2 separate regions of the Homo sapiens genome follow, and region 2 is linked to region 1. Evidence: read pairs that join two places in POLR2A ChIA-PET (ENCODE). Cell type or tissue: Caco-2. All regions are shown on one strand. Region 1 overlaps SLBP (stem-loop histone mRNA binding protein). Region 2 overlaps NSD2 (nuclear receptor binding SET domain protein 2).

Region 1 (2,500 bases):
TCCTAAAGCAATTGAGACCTGTCTCAGACACTTTTTGGTTTACACAGGAAAGAGGCATCAAGAATGACTCAAGCCTTTAGGTCTGAACGCTGTTGATTGGGGCCATTTGCTAAGATAGAGAAGATGGGCTGGAGCAGCTAGGCATGGGAAGTTGTGAGGCTTGAGAAGCTGCTTAGAGAAGCAAAGGAGATGTCAAGAAAGGTAACGGAGTGTAGGAGTCTACATGGGAGGCATCTTCAGGCACAGTGAGTTACCAGGACATAGAGATGATATTTAGAGACTTGGGTCTAGGGGGCTGGGCGCAGTGGCTCCTGCCTGTAATCCCAGCACTTTGGGAGGCCAAGGCGGGCCCATCACCTGAGGTCAGGAGTTCGACACCAGCCTGACTAACATGGAGAAACCCCATTGTTGGGGACCAGCCTCGACACTTACCCGGAATGAGAAGAGACAGGTTAAGAGCTCATAAAGGTGGGAGCCAGGGGACCAGTTGGAAAATGGAGGCTGCAAAAGGCCCGGAGTTGCGGTCTCCACACTATTTATTGAGTACAATCACTTTAAGAAGTAGGCCGGGCGCGGTGGCTCATGCCTGTAATCCCAGCGCCTTGGCAAAAGGCGGGTGGATCACGAGGTCAGGAGATGGAGACCATCCTGGCTAACACGGTGAAAACCCGTCTCTACTAAAAATACAAAAAATTAGCCGGGCGTGGTAGCGGGCGCCTGTAGTCCCAGCTACTCAGGAGGCTGAGGCAGGAGAATGGTGTGAACCCGGGAGGCGGAGCTTGCGATGAGCCGAGATCGCCCCACTACACTCCAGCTGGGGCAATAGAGCGAGACTCCGTCTCAAAAAAAAAAAAAAAAGAAGTAGATGTTCAGGGTGAAACAGTGAAAGGGAGGCAGGCGTCATAGGCGTAATTATAGCGGTTTCAATGAATCTCCTTTGTGCTCAAACAGCATATCTAACTTATTGGAGAGTAGCTAGTGGGAGCGGGCTTAACTAGGAGCCTGCAAATCTGTCCACATTCCAGTGCTTTAAAGGAATGTCTTTCTTCTTGAACACTGTTTACAGATAAGAGAGCAGGTCTCGCTCTGAGCATGGGAACATGATGGCAATTAGGAGGCTTTCCTCCTCAGAGGCCTCTTGTGGCTTTTCACAACTTACTGTGCCATATTTTTATGGCCAGCTTATACAGGCACTCGATAAGCCTTTTTCCCAACACCCCATCTCTACTAAAAATACAAAATTAGTCGGGCATGGTGGCGCATGCCTGTAATCCCAGCTACTCGGGAGGTTGAGGCAGGAGAATCCCTTGAACCCAGGAGGTGGAGGTTGCGGTGAGCCGAGATCACGCCATTGCCTTCCAGCCTGGGCAATAAGAGTGAAACTGTCTCAAAAAAAAAAAAAAGACAAAAGACTTGGGTCTACGGGTGGGTACAGAAGAGGCCCTAGGTCCAGATATGAAGGGAAGGTAAACAAACCTTATTGAGATCAAGCTCTGAACTCTCCAGTGGTCTCATTTAGCTGAAGATAAAAATATTAAATCCTTACAGTGCTTTAGAAGTTATGGAAGTTTTTGGTGTCCTCATTCCTCAAACTATAGGAATGCTTCTGTCCTAGGGCCTTTGCACTTGGTATTTGCACATTGTGGATAATGCCTGGAGGCACCTGACAAATAGAGCCAGCTCGTTGATGGATAAGATCTAGAAGTACTCTTTGGAAGGTTGTTAGCTTAGTGTGTAAAATTAGGCTTTGTTGTCCCAAGATAGGGTAGATTATGAATATAACCTACTTAATCTAAGAAATGGACTTAAAGATACCAAAATATGGCATGTAGTATATGGTCATTCACATACACAGGCTTTAAATTATTCTTGTAGTTCAGGAATTTGTTATGTTGGCAGACCCAGACTTGAACCTCTTGATACACTAGTGAGGATGCTTGTATCCAATCCTGGACAAACCTCTATTGAGTCAATTTAATTTTCAGTTAATTACCTAATTTGATTTCATAACTTTCTACCATTTTTAGAATCTGGAAATTTACTTTTAGAAATCCAATTTAAGTTTATCTGAGTTGTGTGACTGTAAGGGAAGAAATGATAATTACATAAGAGGATTATTCATTTGTTACTGCAATTGCATTTTCAAAGCACAGCATTTGGTTTACAGCTAAAATAGGTTGCTTATTTGTTGTAATTAAAGTTAGTATCTAGTGTATTTTTTTGTGACGGGGCATAACTGTCAACCAGGCTGGAGTTCAGTGGTGTGATCTCACCTCACTGTAACCTCTGCCTTCCAAGTTCAAGCAGTTCTCCTGCTTCAGCCTCCAAGTAGCTGGGACTACAGGCATGCGCCACCACGCCCGCCTGATTTTTTTTTTTTTTTTTTCGTTTTTGAGATAGAGTCTTGCTCTGTCGCCCAGGCTGGAGTGCAGTGGCGCGATCTCAGCTCACTGCAACCTCTGCCTCCCGGGTTCAAGCAATTCTCCTGCCTCAGCCTCCT
Region 2 (2,500 bases), 190 kb before region 1:
TACCTTTAAGTTTGGTATAGCTGTGAAGGAGTGGATCTGCAGAAACCATGCAAGGCCACCAAGGGTAACCCGACACTTTGGACCACACCAAATCACCAACGTTGTATTTCAACAGGTGGTCTTTGTCTCTTCCAGTGTTTGGACAAGACTCTTTCTTAGCTGGAATCTGAAAATGAACAACAGAAGACAAACACTAACACATCCAATCACTACCTGTGTATCCAGAAGACCAAGGATTCACCAGGCTACAATGTCCAAATACACACAGACCCCCAAAAATGGAGTGTGCTCCCTTGCTGTGTTTTAGATGATAGCCTCAACATCGTTTCATCAAAATTTTGTCTCTCAGGCCAGGTGCGGTGGCTCACGCCTGTAGTCCCAGCACTTTGGGAGGCCAACGTGGGCGGATCACGAGTTCAGGAGATCAAGACCATCCTGGCTAACACAATGAAACCCTGTCTCTACTAAAAATACAAAAAATTAGCCGGGCGTGGTGGCAGGCGCCTGTAATCCCAGCTACTCAGGAAGCTGAGGCAGGAGAATGGCGTGAACCCGGGAGGCGGAGCTTGCAGTGAGCCGAGATCACGCCACTGCACTCCAGCCTGGGCGACAGGGCGAGACTCCATCTCAAAAAAAAAAAAAAAAAAAATTTCTCTCTCACTCTCAGCTAAAGGATCAGGACAGTGCATAGCACACAGCAGGTGTTCAACATTTTGAAGATCTCTATATAAATCTATTTCCTTGGCCTAGTATTAATAGACGGTCTTTAATGGTACTTTATTCAACTGGTCGAAAAGGAATTCTCACAGAATTCCAAATCCATACTGACTTCTGCCCCTCCAGTCATGTCTGACGATCAGTTCTCAGCAGCCCATGTGTCACCAACATGAACCATCCCAGTGTGGTGAGGGCAAGGGCACCAGGAGGACTAGGAGCAAGTCTCGGCTCCATCACATGTAATTTGAGTCCTTGGGGCTCTCTGAGCCTCAATTTCTCCATCTCTAGAACATAATGGGTAGGTTAAGGCTGAACATTCCACCAAAGAAAAACTCCTCCCCACAAGCCACTCACAGTTCTGCTCTCCAGTGGAAATAAGCACAGCCAGCATGGCCCCAACCCTCCAAGGGTGAATCTCTAGCCTTGCTCAAGAGCACTATACACATGAGTAAATTGTTCCACTGCCTCAGGCCTCAGTTTTCTCACCTGTAAGCTGAAGAGGCCGGCCCAAAACCTTGCCATAAGCATGCTGGTGAAGCCTGGCATGAGCTGCCACATGACACATTTTCATGTTTTTTTGATCCTCCCATCTCAGCCTCCCTAGTAGCTGGGACCACAGGCAGTGCCACCACGCCCAGCTAATTTTATTTTTTATAGAGACCGGGTCTCGCTATGTTGCCCAGGCTAGTCTTGAACTCCTGGGCTCAAGCAATCTTCCTGCCTCAGCCTCCCAAAGTGCTGGGATTACAGATGTGAGCCACCCCATCAGGCCTGACATACTTTCAGAACAGCTACCAGATTACTGCACAGCAACCCAGGTTTACATTTATTGACCCCACTCTCCAGAGGAAGAGTCAAAATTCAGGTTGAGTTACTCAAGTTTTAACAAAACCAAGGGACATGGCTAGGAATAAAAGCCAGATTTTTTTGTTTGGTTTGTTTTTCAGTTGGAGGAGAAAGAAAAAGCCAGCTCTGATGCAGGAACATCGTTTGAGGTCAGGAGTTCGTGAACAGCCTGTGCAACATACCAAGACCCTGTCTCAAAACAAAACAGCTAGGACTCTGACAACTTGCACAGGCCTCTTCCCAAGCAAAAGCATGAGGTTCAATACTGCTGTGGGCACTTCAAAAAATCTTTGTAGGCTGGGCATGGTAGCTCATACCTGTAACTCGAGCACTTCAGGAGGCAGAGGTGGGAGGATCGTTTGAGCCCAGGGGTTTGAGACCAGCCTGGGCAACACAGCAAGACCCTGTCCTACAAAAAATAAAAAATTAACTGGGCATATAGTGGTGCACACCTGTGGTCCAACTACTCAGGAGGGTGAGGTAGGAGGATCACCTAAGCCTGGGAGGTCAAGGCTGTTGTGAGCCATGATCACACCACTGCCCTCTAGCCTGGACAACAGAGACCATCTCAAAATAAATAAATAAATAAATAAAATTTAAAAACTTCACCACTGCCATTACATGAGCGAGAACTAAACAGCTCCTGAGTAATCAAAAAACGTTTTTTTAACCCTCAAAGCTCTTCATTATTTTAACAATTTCAAGGAGTTACAACTAAAAAGCAACACCCTATAGACCACCAGATGAACAGAGACTGCTGCCCCATCAAGAGTTCCTTCCTTCTGCCAAAGCCATGGCCCCTTGGTTGTTTCCTATGGCTTATACTCATCCGAGTGTCAGGGCCATCCCGAGTGCCACGTGAAGGCGTGGAGACACCATCACCAGGCAGAATGGAGCAGCACCACCACACCTTTCCATCGCAAGTTAGGATAAGGAA

What was found. ChIA-PET counts read pairs that join two places held together with the same protein. Peaks named below come from ENCODE experiments on the same cell type or tissue, not always from the same donor. Only the 100,000 strongest peaks of a DNase experiment are listed, where the experiment ranks them.
Region 2: POLR2A ChIA-PET joins it to region 1 with 10 read pairs; 2 of 35 experiments call an interaction of 5 or more read pairs at or near these places.

Annotation. Positions count from the first base shown.
Region 1 is chr4:1,707,972-1,710,471 of GRCh38, reverse strand. All of the region lies in intron 2 of SLBP (stem-loop histone mRNA binding protein), which reads left to right. Among named protein-coding and RNA genes, the nearest start is that of SLBP, 3.1 kb to the left of the region's middle. In Caco-2, no CTCF peak of the experiment used is centred here; DNase peaks (open chromatin) are centred at 1,011 and 1,648; H3K4me3 peaks cover 112 bases.
Region 2 is chr4:1,901,882-1,904,381 of GRCh38, reverse strand. NSD2 (nuclear receptor binding SET domain protein 2) reads right to left here. Exons shown (of 22, transcript NM_001042424.3): 3 at 4-166. Among named protein-coding and RNA genes, the nearest start is that of NSD2, 32 kb to the right of the region's middle. In Caco-2, no CTCF peak of the experiment used is centred here; no DNase peak of the experiment used is centred here.